Regions from separate parts of the Homo sapiens genome. Here region 1 is linked to region 2. A link is a loop called in an ENCODE intact Hi-C map of the cell type or tissue named here. Cell type or tissue: IMR-90. All regions are shown on one strand. Each heading gives the region's core, and the rest is flanking DNA. Links, peaks and the distances in the headings are about the cores only.

The links. Hi-C counts contacts between places; a loop is a spot of excess contacts. Peaks named below come from ENCODE experiments on the same cell type or tissue, not always from the same donor. Only the 100,000 strongest peaks of a DNase experiment are listed, where the experiment ranks them.
Region 1: a loop joins it to region 2, with 4 times the contacts of the local background. A loop is called at or near these places in 1 of 110 quality-filtered maps.

What each region holds. Positions count from the first base shown.
Region 1 is chr7:19,581,154-19,589,503 of GRCh38, forward strand. LOC105375180 (a long non-coding RNA gene) reads left to right here. Exons shown (of 5, transcript XR_007060245.1): 3 at 7,982-8,117. Among named protein-coding and RNA genes, the nearest start is that of MIR3146, 120 kb to the right of the region's middle. In IMR-90, for the core only: no CTCF peak of the experiment used is centred there; no DNase peak of the experiment used is centred there.
Region 2 is chr7:19,518,881-19,527,230 of GRCh38, forward strand. No RefSeq gene overlaps it. Among named protein-coding and RNA genes, the nearest start is that of MIR3146, 180 kb to the right of the region's middle. In IMR-90, for the core only: no CTCF peak of the experiment used is centred there; a DNase peak (open chromatin) is centred at 3,791.

The DNA of each region.
Region 1 (8,350 bases), core at 23-8,022, 62 kb after region 2:
CTGGGCCTCATAAGTAAAATTAAAGAATTAAACAACACAATTTCTTAAGTTCCTTTAAACATTAACATTCTATGAGCCATGACAAAAAAGAAAACATTTAGATAATAAGTACTCTAGCCAAAAACCACATGAAACAGTAGGGCATCTCCCCAAACCCTACTAGTAAAAGCTAAGTGGGGTGTCTAGAATTCACCTGCCTGAGGTTGCAACGAGGCACCACAACTCCCCACTGTGTGATGTCAAGAAAAGCCACATAGAGAACTGGGACTTTCATCTTTATTGGCCATTAGTGAGCCATCACTCCAAGCCTCAGTATCAGCAGAGGGCAAGAGTGGAGCCTTTTCATCCACACTCACCCAGCAGTAACAAGGCACTTCTTCACCTTCCCATTGGAGTGGAGTCAGTGGAGACCTAGGGGAGAGTTAGGACTTTCACAATAGATACCCCATGCAGCATAACTAGAAGCTAGCTCCTGTCTTGTGTCAATGGAAGATGAGTGGAGAATGTTGCCTTTACCACCAACTAACATTAATGATGCAGAGGTCCCTCTTCCCCTGCCAGAGAAGTGCTAATGAAAGTTTGCTAAAACTGAAGTTTTAAATAAGACCCAGAATCTTAGAACATATCACAAAAATATCCAAGTTGCAATCGAAAATTACTTGTCACACCAAGAATGAGGACAATCTCATACTGAATGAAACAAAAAATCAGAAGATATTAACAGAAATACTACACAGGTGTTAGAATTATCTAATAAATATCTTAAAGGAGATGTCATAAAAATGCTTCAGTGGGCAATTAAAATCACACTTGAAACCAATGAAAAATTCAAGTCTCAACAAGGAAATAGAAGATATAAAGAACTACATGATAATTTTACAACTGAAAAATATACCTGAAATTAACAGGCCAGTGAATAAATAGCCTTCATAGTAGACTGGAGGGGTCTGAAGAAAGCACTATAATTGAAATTACCCAATCTGAGTGAGAAAGAGCAAATTGGCTGACCATAAATGAACAGAGCCTCAAGGACCTTGGTGATCATAACAAAATATCTAATATCCTTCAAAGTTTTAGAAGAGAAGAGAGGGCAGGTCTGAAAAAATTACCAAAGAAACAATGTCCAGAAACCTTCAAAATTTGGCAAGAGATAAAAACTTAACAAGTTCAAGGTACTATATATAAGACCCAAATATGATAAACACAAAGTAATCGATGACAAAGCACATCACAATTAAACTACTGAAAATTAAAGACAAATCTAGAAAGCAATCAGACAAATATAATGCCTTATGTATCGGATTAACCAGATTGATGAGATTTTTTTAATCAGAAACCATGGAGATGAGAAGAAAATGACAACAGTATATTTCAGGTGCTACAGGAAAAGAACTGTCAGCTCAGAATTCTATAGACAGTGAATATACCATTCAGGAATGAAAGGGAAATCAAGAGGAAGAAAAACTAAAATAATTAGTCCCATAATTTTACCCTAAAATAATGGCTAAGGGAAATTCCCTAAACAGAAAGGTACAAATGAAAGAAACTTAGAATTCCAGGAAGAACGACAGAACACAGTAAGCAAAAATATGAGTACGTACAGTAGGCTTTTATTTTATCTTGGGTTTTCAAAATGCTGTTTGATGAATGAAGAAAGAAATAATTTACCAAATATCTCTATAGAGTCAGAAAATATTTAAGATAATTATGTTACAAATGGGAGAGACATAAAGGGAGATAAATTTCTATACTCAAACTGGTAAAATAAGGACATCAATAAACTGTGGTAAGTTATACACATATATTGTAATGCCTGGAGCAACCACTGCAAAAATCTTTACAAAGAGATGTAGTCCATTATATAGATAACTTCAAAATAACATTCTAAAAAGGTGTTTACTGAACTCAGAGATCATGAAAAAGACAAGGAAGTGAAAAACAGAACAAACAAAAACAAAATGGCAAACTCGAACCCTAACATATCAATAATTACACTAAATGTGAATAGTCTAAATTCACCAATTAAAAAATGAAAGTTGACACATTGAATTAACCACCCAACTATAGGCTGTTGACAGTAAAGTCACTTCAGATATAGTGACATATTCAGGTTGAGAGTAAAAAGGATGGAAAATATATTTCATAGAAATATTAATCAAAGGAAAGCAGGAGAAGCTATGTTAATATCAGACTTCAGAGCAAAAAATAAAAAATTACCACATGGAGTTTATACAATTATAAAAGGCTTAAGTTACAAAGAAGATGTAGCAGTGCTAAATATGTATGCACTATGCAACAGAGTTATTAAATGTGTAAGGAAAAAACCCAGAATTGAAAGAAAAATTATTAATAGAGAAATCCACAACTGTATCAGAGCAAGGTCTAGGCAATAAGTTCCCAAACTTAACACAACAAATGCAATTCATAAAAGGAAAAACTGGTAAATTAGACTTAACCAAAACTAAAAAATGCACATTTCTACAAAACACCGTGTTCAGAGTATTAAAAAATAAGGTATAGACTGGGAAAAAATATTTGCTAACCACATATCTGACAAGAGAACAGTATCTAGAATACAGAAGGAACTCTCATAATTAAACCTAAAGAGTAGTGGGGAGGTAGGTTTGGTTAACGGCTCCAAAAATTAGAATGAATGAATAATACCTACTATTCAATAGCACAATAGGGCGACTATAGTCAATAATAGCTTAATTGTACATTTTGAAATAAAGGATGTAATGGGATTATTTGTAACTCAAAGGATAAATGCTTGAGGGAATGTATACCCCCTTCTGCATGATGTGCTTATTTCACATTGCATGCCTATATCAAAACATCTAATTTACCCCATAAATATATACACCTACTATGTACCCACAAAATTTAAAAATTAATTAATTAAAAAAAGAAAATGGTTCAAACCATGAAAAGACATTTTACTGAAGAGGGATATATACTTGGGAAGTAAGCACATAAAATGATCTTCAGCATCACAAGTCATTAAGGAAATGTAAATTAAACCAAATTGATATATTATTGTATACCTATTAAGATGGCTAAAATAGAAATAGTGGCAATACCACATTCTAGAGAGAATAAGAGAAACTGGATCACTAAATATATTGCTGGTGAGAATGAAAGTGGTACAACCACTGTGGAAAATGTGTTTGGTACATTCATAAAGAACTAAGCATGCAGCTAACATAAAACCAGAAATTGCAATCCTAGACATTTATCTCAGAGAAATGAAGATTTCTGTTCACACAAAATCTGTACATGTTTATACTAGTCTTATCCATAATATACAAAAATTGGACACAACCCAGTTGTCTGTTAATGAGTGAACACTTAAATTGTGATACATCTATACCATGAAATACCACTCAGCAAAAAAATGAGCAAGATAATGATAAATGCAGCAAACTGAATAATGATCCACAGAATTAGGCTATAAGGGTTATATAACATATGAGGCCATTTATATTTCATTGAAATGAAAAAAATTACAGAAATAGAGAACAGGTTAGTGGTTGCCAGAGTTTAAGTTGGGAAAGGCCTGTGGCTATGAAAGTACAACATAAGGGACCCGTGATATTGAAAATGCTGTGTTTTTTGACTGTATCAATGTCAATATTAAGATTGCAATATTGGATTACAGTTTTCAAGATGTTACCATTGGGAAGAATTGGTTAAAAGATACATGAAATCTCTTATTTTTTTTTTACAATAGCATGTGGATATACAATTATCTTTTAAATTAAATGAAAATTTAAAGAGAAAGTTTTGTGTCATTAAAAGCTGGTGATATTTTTCATAAGATTTTTAGCACAAATTAGTAGGTCCTGAAAAAAATTCCATGAGCCTATGATCTTGTGGACAGGGCACAGTTGCTATGTGATCAAAAACAAAAACACTCAATGCTGATATAGAGACTTGTAGCCCCAAATATTCATTATTGGGGCCATCAGTGATCTATTTCATTTGCTACTTATTGAATTCCTTATTCACCTGTGTACCAGTACTATTGGTAAATTAAATGGCTTTTCAACAAGTTAAATTCTGTCATGATTACTTAGAATTCTAATGTGTCTTAAGATTTTAAAGTATACGTTGTCATTTTAAGATTACCTTATTGTAATTAGCAAATTTTCCTGCTAAGTACAGTAAGAGCTAAGTATACTAAACAAGAGAAGACATTCTTGGTTTTATAAATCTCTGCTGCTGCTGCTGTAATTATATTTTGTGGTCTATAGTTGGTTCATTAAACTCTATTTTATTTATTTGTTTTATGGCCTTTATATGTAATCCCAATTGGCCTAAGCTTTTCTAATTATCTCAATATCTAATAGTCTAAAAAATCAATTTATGGAAGACAGGACAGGACACACTGGATTAGGAAATGCTCGTAAGAGGTCAGTATTCATTCTCACAATAAAGTTCATGGACTCCTAATTGTTTAAGGAGACAACCAAGTTAAGATGAGTGAACTACACAAATGTCTGGGAGATAGTCATAGGCAACACTAGTTAAAAGGAAGAGGAAAATGACAGACAGGAGGCAGGATTCAGGACTGTTAAGTTCATTTTGTTGCTAAAGTAAATTTCAGTTTCATTTGACTGTGCACAGTTAAAATGACACAGAACACCATATAAAAGATTTGGGGGTTGGAGAGGCAGAAGCAAGGGATATTCCTAAAGTTATATTTCATATAGTCATATCTTGTTCTTGATCTGTCCTTTTTGCATCCAAATATTTACTCCTCTCTACCCACTCTCTAATAACTGATGTCTCTGGTGGTTGTGCAATAACACAAGGAATGGATGATGCAAAAGGAGGTAGCTGATAGACCTGATAAATGCAGCTATCGCATAACCATCTGGTCTCGTGACTCTAAGGGGGGTCCCTTTCCAAACACACAGTTAGCTGAAGGAAATAGTCAACTTCTTTCCTCCTTCATCCAATACCTTGTATAAAGAAACCTATCCTTATAGATCATAAAGTTTAAGAAATACTAACTTTTTTACTACCCACCACTCTGTCTTTTAGCTGTACTACACTATACCATCTCTATCAAGTGGCAATAACTCCTGTTTTAAAGCATTGCTTATCCTGCTAAAGTTACTCCTTCCAATAATAACAACATGTATTACAGGAAGTTTTTCATTCTACAAATATTTTATATTATGCCTGTTATGGGATGCTAACCATTCATTGTTATTCAATAAATACACAGTAATTGCCAGGAATATCATTTGAGAATTTCAGATAGTGGTTTGTGTGGTTTTTGAAAAAGTCAGTTTAAATCCAGAGTTTTACTTATTATGTTTCTTTTTCTATAATTTATAAAGGGGTACTGCAGAAATTCTAACCACTCTGACAAGATAATTTTGTGTTTTGTTATTTGTATCGTGACACATTGGGAAGAGTTTTACTGATTTTAGCATAATTTGGTTCATTAATAAAGTTTTCAAATTTTATTTATAATGGTACAAATAAACATCTTTTAATATACTGTAGGTGATTTCATTGAAATGTACTAAACAGTAGAAATGACAGTGAGTTTTGGTGATAAAAGTCCACCAATACAAAATGATATTGTAAGGGCTTTCTATACCTTAGTTTTCTTATCTACAAGATGTACAAAAGGCTTTTTAATCAAACCCCTGAAGTTATACCAACCAAGGAGATGGAAGTAATAACATTATACAAGCACAACGGATGAAGCAAGTCCCAGCAGAATACTTACAGTGTATCTTAAGTTCAGAATAAGTGAAATGAAATATGTGGACATGTATATTGGTAAAAATGTTAAGTATTATGAATAATAAATGAAATTTAGAAAGCTATTGCTTATCAGGAAGATAGAATGTGGAAGTACATTTTGGTAAACATTGGTAATTATTACTATGCTCTGCTTCTTGAGTTGAACAGGAGGTTTGTAGCTATTCATTATAGTATTAAATAAATGTAAAAGTAAATCAATAAAATAGTCATACATGGGACAATAATGATGATGAGTTTTGAGTTAAGCATATGATTGTGGAAGGCAGAATTCTAAGATGGCCCCAATATCCCCACCCCTCTGTTATACACATTTTCTTTCATTTATTGAATTAAATAGTAATCTAGGTGGGTCTGTAAAGGGATTTTACAGATATAATGAAAGTCTCACATAAATTGAGTTTATGAGAGAAAGATTATCCTGGACCGGCCCTATCTAATCAGGTGAACCCTTAAAATAAGTCAGAAGGATTAAAAGAGACAGAGATATTCCCTTGTTGGCCTTGAAAGAGCAACCACCATGTCGTTAATAGACTGTGGTTGAGGGATGTGGCAAGGAACTTAGGATGACCTCTAGGGGCTGAGTGTGGTCCCAGGCCAATAGCCACCAAGAAGAAGGGAACCTCAGTCCTGCAACTGCAGAAAACTTCTTCCAACAACCTGAGTAAACCTGACAGAGTACCCCAAATTCCAGATGAGACTCCAGCCATATGGATACCTTGTTTTTAGCTTTGTAAGATGCTAGGAAAGGGTCCATGTACACTGTGCCTGGCGTTTTGACTATAGATGCTGTGAAATAGTAAATGAGATGAGACCAGAACTATAAAGTCCAGACTCATTAGAGGACAAATTTCAGACCAAAAGCAATTTGATGTAGTAATAATGATAAATAACATTCTATTTTGTCTTATTATTATGTTTAGATTATTTTCTTTCTATTATTAAGGGTGTATCTCTAAATGAAATGATTTGCCCACTTTTTTCAGGAGTTAGATATGTTTTTCTTTGCAACAAAACAATGTCATTGCGAGTACAGCCAGACAAAAGTACGCTTCTGAGAAAGGCGTTTAAAGGAACTGCATATCTAGATTTGTCATAACTCAGCACCAGCACCTTGACTCTCATAATCAGGGAGGTTCTATGCTGTCTGGGAACCTATATGCAGCAATTGATAGCAGTTTTTAAATTTAGGACTTGAAGAAATTGACAAGTGGGTATGTTGAAAGTGATTCCCCATATTCAGTTTACTTTGTATTTAAATCACAGTAAGTTATTTTTTAAAAAGGATAATGTTGTATCAGTTCTAATTTCTCCAGCATGGAATTGGTAGGAAGGCTTAGCCAAATTGGGCAGGGAAGTAGTTCATTTCTGTGCCTCCCTTGGTTCTTATCTAAACCTGCCTACTGATAGATATTAGGCTTCCTGCTTCAGGGCCCTAAGTGTTAGGTTTTCTTTATGTAATTAATCTGTCTCAAAGAACTGAGATTTTATAAACTGATTTCTATTGAAGCCTTCAAATATATGCTTTGAAAACTGCTAGCTGTTAATGTGTGATTATGCATCTATTCTTTCTGTGAAATCGGTGTTTTTCTATACCCTGCACTAGCATTAATGTTTATAGAAATATGATTCCTATTTTTAGTATGATTTTTCTTCCACTTTTTTTCTTCTAAGAAAGAAGTTATGAGAGGAGCTTGTTAGACATATTGGGAGGAAGAATTGCTTTCTCCTTGCCACCCAGGTTAGAAGGAGATAGCTACTGTGGAGAGGTAGCAGGCACAGATCCCCTGAAGTTCCTGTAGAAAACTTTACTATTTGTTCCATCGTTAGTAACTGACAGGAACACTATGGCTACCATATTTGCTGGATTTTTTCTTAAAAGACAATCTCACAAATTTCTCCTTTGTTTCGTTCTTATGCCATTTGAAGTAAAAGCAATTATACGTAATACTGGAATTTTAAATAATGATTGAGACTACTGAACAACAGGGCTGACAGAGTAGATACAAGCTTTAACTTTTATCACAAACTTTTGATTACATACAGTACTCCTTAGGTGACTTGGCCTTTTTTTTAGTTTGTTTAACATTTCCAGCGTCTGAGTATAAAACCACCAATGATTTTTAAGAGGAATACTAAAAATCCTAAAATTAGAAAATATGTAGTTGAATACTTACTTGCTCATATAATTTCATATCAGCTTTCAGGATCTGTAAAGAGACACAACTGTTTTACAGTTCGATTGGAACTGGGGAGGAGTTTAAAAGAATCACAGTAAGCCCTCTGGTCTTTTCCAGGAGGATAATCAACAACATTGACTGATTATGTTTGTATGGGTAAGTATGTCTGTTTATAGATAATGTTAGTTCTCCTCCAATGAATGTCTTCTATGTAAATAGACATGAAATTCATACTGTTTGAAGCTGTCTGTTGGTTTAGACTATTCTAAATTGCACTGAGTATATGATGTTGAAACACGCTGATCCCTTTGCAGACCTGTCGCATATTAGAAGGGTTTCCAAAGAAGCTGTCGAGGGAGCTGGGCTCCAGATAAATACATATTAAGAAA
Region 2 (8,350 bases), core at 102-8,101:
GAGTGTACCCAAACTCAAAGGGATCAGACTCAGTGATTTATATTTTGAGGATTCTGTATACACTGTAAAAGTATAAAAACGTTTCCATTTACATTTTTTCTGCAGGCCTCTCCTAATCCCTTGGACTTGTAGAACCATTTAGAAGGTGGAAAAATCTTCAGTTATTGTTATGGAAGCTTTCTATTATATTAACTCTGTTTTTCAGTATTGCTTTCCCATAAAGAGTTCATCTTATATGTACATTCCATTCAAGAAAATAATGAATTATTAATGAAATTCCTTTTCAAATGAACATTGCAGATATTTGGATAAGCTTGAAAAATATTGGATATTTTATAGACCTTTTTGTTTTGAAAGCCGCACAAGTACTAAACCTATTTCAGACTTTTAATAGAAATTATAGTAGTTTCAGGAACAGTAAAATACATACCTATAAAATCAAATGCTTTCACAAAGATATATAAAAATTGTGTAAGTGACAGGCCAATTAAGAGTATGAATATGTTGAGACTGATGCGACAGACCACTCCCTTCTGCCCTCATCTACCTCCACCACATACACTCAGAGACACCCTTCACCTTCCTTTGCTACTGGTGACCACCCAGACACAGTCATGGTTACCTAAGGGTAATTTAGTAACACGACACACTCAAGTACTCTGGGTCATGCACAGTGTGAGATCATTATTCATTACCCACATACATTAAATTTTTAAAGCACTCCTTGGATTTGATCCAAGAATTATCTCATCAACACTTAACACTCCAGCCACAGAATGAAGGGGCAGGAGGGTGAAATATCACACTGAAATCTGAACCAGACGAGAGACTGAATTGAGACACAGAGGAAGAAAGGGTTTCATAGCTACCCACTGGCCATAATTAGCCTCCCAATCTACACATTTGGCAGGTCCTCATGTGCTTCGGAAGCCTTGCCAATGGACAAGTACACATATCTCCACAAAGTACTTGCAGCCTGTGATTGTTACCAGCAACAGAATTTCAGAAGGGTGATCATGAAAGGAGAAGGGAATGAAAGGAAGTCCTGTGAGAAAATACCCACAGCTGCTTGAGAGAAAATGGGAAGAGATGAAGAATGTAGTGTGCCTGGTTGCCAACACTATGCAGCTGCAATTTTCTAAGAAGGAAAATAGGAAGGCTTCTTTTAAAGCCTTTCAAGATTTAGAGATCTGCTACGAAGGCAATTTACCTTAGAAGATATTTAACTATAAAAATATAGCCAATGGGAGAGAAGCAAAACTTTTGGCATGCTCCAAGCACATAATGTGTTGCCTTTTCTTTAAATATTCTCCTTCAAATGATACAGACTTTATAGTTAAAATGCTCTAAGCCAATGGGAAAAAATTACTTATGTATGAGGAAGAGTTTTGAAAGATGGTCTAAGTTGTTATGACTGGTATTCTTTTAATTCTTTTATGACTTTCAAGAATGTACTAACATTTTTATGACTTTTAGGAATATTTATTAACTGTTGGTGACTGAGAACTGAGGATAAAATGATAAAAAAGATGACCCAGTCTTGATAACTTTTATATTCCACTGAGGATTATAGAAAAAAATCACAATAAATTGTTATGATACAATAAACTGTTGTTCATAGTAGGGAGGTAATATGTGTTATGAAAGACATAGCAGGAAATTCTAAGTCTAAGGACTAGGGGAAGTTAAAGCAAGTACATTGTTTTTCTAAAATATGGAGGGTGAGTATGAGTCATCCAGTAAAAAACAAGATTAAATTTTTGGTTTTGCTTTTTGTTTCTTATCTGTTTATAGGTAACTGGCTAGAGGCAAAAGGAAAGAAAAGATGGGTAGGGGAGAAAAGAAGAGAAAGAGAGAGTTTGCCATGTTGAAAGTATAGGTGGCAAGGTGGGGAGTAGATGACGTGAGTCTGGAGAGGAAGTCAGAGAAGCTGTGCAGGTCAGGAAAGCCCTCAGAAGAACAGTGATATGTTATTTCTCACATAAGCTGGGATACTTTTGAGAAAGACAGGAGGCGCTATTAATAATTATGCCTGGACATGAGCATAAATGGCGACATATGGTGATTCTATTTTAAAAGTACAGAGAATTTTAAAGAAAAGGATGACATTCTGATACTAGCCTTTATAAAAATTCAACTTTAATAGAGAATGGTTTGGAAGGAAATAAAGATGGGCAAAGGGAGACCAGCTGGAAAGGTTTAGATGACGTGGAATGACTGACGATCATGACCTGCACTAAAACAGTTTTGGCAATTTGGAGTTAAATGGATACACCTAGATTTAGAGGAAAAAGAATCAGTAAGACTAATTGGAATAGATGGGGTAAAGGGATTGTGCTGAAGAAGAGACAGAGGCCCGGGACCATTCTTAAGTTATGACTTGAGCAGCTGAGGGGGTATAGTGATGAGTTTTAATGAGGTTAGAAACATTGGATGAGAATCCTGATCTGGGGAGGTAAGGATAGAAGATGTTCAGTTTTTATCATACTGAGTTTGAGAGGGCTGGAAAATCTTAATAAATTTTGAGTAGATAAATTTATATTAGGAGATATAAAACTGGTGGTCATTGACAGATACAGTAGGTGGAAAAGAATAATTTTTTAAAGATAAAACTGTCAAGGAGGTAAAAGGGCCTTGGGCCAAGCCTTGATGTTCTCAAAAGCTATGGCGAGAATGTTTGTTTTCCCCAAAATTTGTATGTTGAAATCCTGACTCTCAAGGTGATGGTATTAGGAGGTGTGACTTTGGGGCGGTAATTAGGTCATGAAGATAGAGCTCTCATGAATAGAATTAGCACCCTTAAGAAAGAGACACCACAGATCTAGCTAGCCTCTTCCATCATGGGAGAGCATAGCAAGAAAGTGCTATTTAGAAACCAGAAAGCGGGCTTTCTCCAAACATCAAACCTGCCTTAATCATGGTCTTCTCAGCTTCTAGAACTATGACAAATAAATTTCTGTTTATAAGCCTCCCAGACTGTGGTATTTTGTTATAGCAGCCTGGATGGACTAAAACATTCAACATTTAATTTGGTATAAGAAGCAAAATTGGCAAAGGAAGTTGAGAAAGGGCAACCAAAGAGATAGGAGAGCTCAAACTTCTAAATGAGACATCAAGTAAAATAAGGATACACGAATACAATAAATTCAGTCACAAATAGGTTATTCAGGCTGCCATCTTTTTCTCGTTTTCTTTTTTGTTATACAGACTGCTTCCTTTATCTTTTGCACTGATTTGTCAGAAATTTATTGTGATTTTAATTATTTTAATGATATAATTATGGGTAAATGTACATAATGCCCAATTATATAATTAAATTACAAATAAAAATAATTTAAAACCCATTTTGTAAGAAACGATTATAAATTTTCTTGGCCTGCATTTTTTTTCTTTTGCTTATCTTCATTTATTCAACCTAGCACTGCAAATCCTATATATATGTGTGTATATATATGTATATACATGCAACATATATACATACTAAATTATACATCTATATGTATACTAAATTACTATCAACATTTCTGTTTTCTCATTTGTACTGTTTTGATAGCATGGTGACAGTTATTTAGGAATTGGTTCACACACCCTCTCAAAAATAGTAATTTCATTTCCTTTGCCTTCTGGAAGCTGATAGATCTGGATATAAATACTAGCTCCATCTTATATTAATAGTGTGAGCTTAAGAAACTGGATAAATTCCATGTGGTGTTTTGTAAAACTGGAACGTTTCTGACTCAAGTGAGTGTTTATTTTCTCCCTTCACCTTATTTGTGATCTTTAGCTCGCTTTCATATTCAGTGTCAGTCTGTTTCCACTGTGACTCCTCAGTTCTTGGGCTTGTTCTTGTTTGAGTCATCTGACCACATAGAAATCTTTGGAAGAAAAAACTATTGTGTTGTTTCATTTTCCAAAACCTTGTAAATCTGAGGATGTTTTATAATAAAATAAAATCGTTAGGGTGTAATTCTCTCCCCTGTCAAATCTTTGAAGACAATTTTTCATTGCATTGTGAAATGTTTATTGTCATGAAGAAGAAATATGAGACTGATTAGATTTTACTTCTTTGAAAGTAACCTCTTTTCTTCCTTCTGGATGCTAGAAAAATTCTTTAATCTTGAAATTTAATAATTTTTTCTGGGGGCATTTGTGTATGTGTGTATGCAATTGAACTTAATACACTGGTTTTGCTTGAACATTTTGGCAATCTCTAGGGCTCTCAAATCAGCTCTTTTTGTGATTAAGAAAGTTATTTGTGCCCATACAGTGGATTGTTGTTTCTAAGCTATTTGCATTGTTTTTCAGCATCTCTATATTTTGTAACCTGGACTTTTATGATATGTCTTCTATTATTTCATCTTTTGTTGTTTTCTATTTCTTTATGTAATTTGTTCTCATCTTGGTGGTCTTTCAAGAGTTTTCTTTATAAACACTTATTCTGAACTATTGTGATTATTAGTATTCTCGAAGTACATTTAATTTCACCTTTTTTTTTCATTAATCTTTGTAGTAAAGACTAGAAGAAGCAAGTTTAGGGAGTTCTTGCCTCATGGCTTCTACTTTTTTTTTTCTGTGAAGTAGGAAACAAGATACCTGCTGAGAGTGAAGGGAGGCAAGCACAAATAGAAGATTTAAGATTAGATAAGTAATGGCATAATTCTAGAGGAAAATGCAAAGGGAATTAACCAAAAAAAGAAAGGGAAGAGCTGAGCAAAACAATAATTGGCTAAAACTGAGAACCATACATTTGTGATTTCTGCCATCAGGGAACATAAACTCCAGTTGGGAAATATGAAAAGTACTCCAACCATTACAACCCAAACAAGTTACAGTGGTTCATGATTGTGAATAAATAGACAGACAGATTTATGACTCAGACATTTTTCCTTTTTGATAATAATCAGACATTCTCATATAAGAAACATTTTATTATTTCATTAAAAAATTCTAAATAATGTGCATAATCACATCTCCCTTACCAGCCTATCCATTTTCTGACAAGTTTCCTTGTAAATTTATCACCGATATTAGAATTAGAAATATCTCTACTTAATTTCTTATGCAATTTTAAAAGTGTTGATGCAGAATTAATTTCTTTCCAGCATCCTGACTACCTTTAATTTATAATTTAAAAATTTAGGCTTAGATAAATAAAAAGAAAATAACTTCCTAAATATGTGTTTTTTTCAGGTAACACCCCATATATTTGAAGCTGTATTTACCTCTTAACCTGAGCTTTTTAGTTTATATCTAAAAAATATTTCATAGACAAAGTAACTGTATATTTGGATGTTAAATTGTGGATTATACTAATTTATACTGAAATAAGAAAGGTTACAAAATTGCACTGTAAAAATTGCACTCTACCATATATATCTTATAGAGGCAAATTGTTGGCGTAGTCATATAAAATAATGCGGTGTTAATCTCTTGATGCCTTTTAGGTATATTTACAGATTACCAGCAAGCATGAAAAGAAGATCTATTTAATATTTTGTCTTATTGCATAGTAACTCACGGCAATAGTAAAGAAGTTGAAGATTTTCTGAGTTCTAGAGGTCAAACACCTGAAAATGAAGAAGCAGAAAGGAATACCACAAAGATGAGAAATTTTTACAAGAATGAATGGCACCATAAATTTAAGTCTAAAATTGTAGCTGTTCTGAGATATGCCCAATGTACCAAGTAACAACTAGTCAAAAAGAAATTGTTATTTTCACCAACAATTCCCCCAAACAAGTATCACAATGTTTAAGGAAACTATAAAAATATTCTCACATTTTTCCAATGCCCTGCATTCATGCCATCTGTATTAGTCTGCTCGAGATGCTGTAACAGCAATATACCACAGACTGGATAGCTTAAACAACAGGCATGCATTTTCTCACAATTCTGGAGGCTATAGAAGTCCATGATCAAGGTGCCAGCCAATTCAATTTCTGGCGAGGGCTCTCTTTCTGGCTTGTAGACAGCTGCCATCTCACTATGTCCTTGGATGGCCTTTCTGCCATTCATGCCCATAGAGGAGATCCCTTAGTTGTCTTTTCTTTTTCCTTTCTTTTCTTTTCTTCTTTCTTTCTTTTCTTTTCTTTTCTTTTCTTTTCTTTTTTTTTTTTTTTTTTTTTGAGATGTACTTTTGCTCTTGTTGCCCAGGCTGGTGCAATGGTACGATCTCAGCTCACTGCAACCTCCAGCTCCTGGGTTCAAGTAATTCTCCTGACTCAGCCTCCCGAGTAGCTGGGATTACAGGCATGTGTCACCATGCAGGCTAATTTTTGTATTTTTAGTAGAGACCCCCGGGGTTTCACCAGTCTGGTCTTGAACTCGTTAGCTCAGGTGATCCACCCGCCTTGGCTTCCCAAAGTGCTGGGATTACAGGCATGAGCCCCTGTGCCCAGGCTAGTTGTCTTTTCTTATAAGGTCACTAATCCTATCAGATCAAAGCCCCACTCTTATGACCTGATTGAATCTTGATTACTTCCTTAGAGGCCCCATTTCCAAATAGAATCACATTGGTGTTAGAGCTTTAATATATGAATTTGGGAGAAACAAATTTTGTCTATAACACCATACATTGGGTGGAATTACTGGAAAAACTTTTTAGCTTTACTTAAAAGGGGCCACCACTGTGGAGTTATTTAAATAGATTCTGACTATTTTAAAAGAGTCATGGCCGAAGGTAGCTTTAGGCCTTTCCCAGTCCTCAGAACCTCTTGGTAATTGACTTGATTCTAAGCTTTACCCCCACCTCTTCCCCTGATCAGTCTTGGAGGAGGAGGAGGGTAGAAAATTGAAGATCACACAGTGCAAGGTGCTCACCCTCATCTTCTTAAATGACCAAAGACTGTCTGCTAGGCATGCTAAAAAGCTAGTTCACAAAATCTGAAGCCCTTTCCCTGAAATATTAGTTACTGTTTAAGTTAGAATAAAAGGACTTTATGTGAAGGACTCAAGTCTTTGACTAAGTATCCAGCCTATTCAGGTTCCTTGGACCATGCAGCAGCTTTTCTTTCCTAAGGTGACCTTGCCTAGATCATATATGCTTAAAATACTTAACTTTGCTATTACCTTATGCATTTTCTTCCTGAATGCTATTGTGAATAATTACCCTGCATTTGTCAGCATATCTACATTTCTAAAATAATTTTAGAAAAATTGCCTTCAACAATGGATCAATCATTACAACTTAATCTTTACCAATATTACTAGAACATTAGAATAATTATCCTAATATTCTACTTACCCCATTAATTGAATAGCAGTCTTGCTTTTTAATGCTTGCAGTTACATTTCTGAGAAAATTTTCTATTCACGCTTTTTATAGATGAATAGGTAATTTACTGGACTGTTTTATGTTTTCTTGTGTTTAATTTAAGGCAAAACATGTTCCCACAATGGACTACTGCAAAGGAATTGTGTTAAAAGCAAAGTATCTAATGACCTTTCCAATGCCTATGCAACAACTCACTATTAAAACATTTGTCCAGAGTGCTAAAATGACATACAGAGTGATGCTCATTGCACTGGACTAAAAAGCCCTGCCTGTTGTTTTTCTGGAAACTCTTTGTTTTGTCTCAGTGCATGCTTGGATTTGCTCCCTGATATAATTTCCATTCCGTAAGCCCAGGCCTCCTAGATATACCATCCATGATGTGCCCACTTTTTGTCTTATGTACATCAAACAGCTCAGGAATCACTGGAGTATATTATTTTTAAAAACAGGTCTGGTACTTTCTTGGCTCTTTTCTAAATGTTATTATTGGAATTTTTACAATTTTATGGCATTCAATGGGACCCTACAATTTCCTTGAGTGTAGGATTTCTTCTTTCCTGTATTTTTATGCCACAAAGCTGAATTTCAAAGAGAAACACTAGAAACACTCTTCTTTCTACAAGGAATAAAAGGCCTCAGCAAATTCCTAATCTAATTAACGTCTTTAACAACTTAGACAATAAATTGACTGCAACTGCTCTGGAAGTTCTGTGTCACCTTGTTAAGCTGCTTTCCAAGGTGCTATAAATCAAAAGAGAAACGCTAAGGTCATTGCATATGTTTGTTGCTTGTTCCAGTGTGAAAGGCTGATTGCTTTACCAACTGCTCATTTAGGCTGGATATTTTTTTAGACTTGTTTAGCATTTCAGTTTTGGAAAAGTGGCCGCTGTGAATACACATTATATTGTGGCTCCAGTTTCTTAGGCCAAAGTCTAATAACCTGGTTACTTCATTTATTATCAATTATGTATATTTTTCAAAGAGAATAATGAGCAAATTAAAATTTATGAAGAAGGTTATACAATACCCTTTAACATTTCACTTGAACTTTTGTCACACTATTGAAATTCTATAATT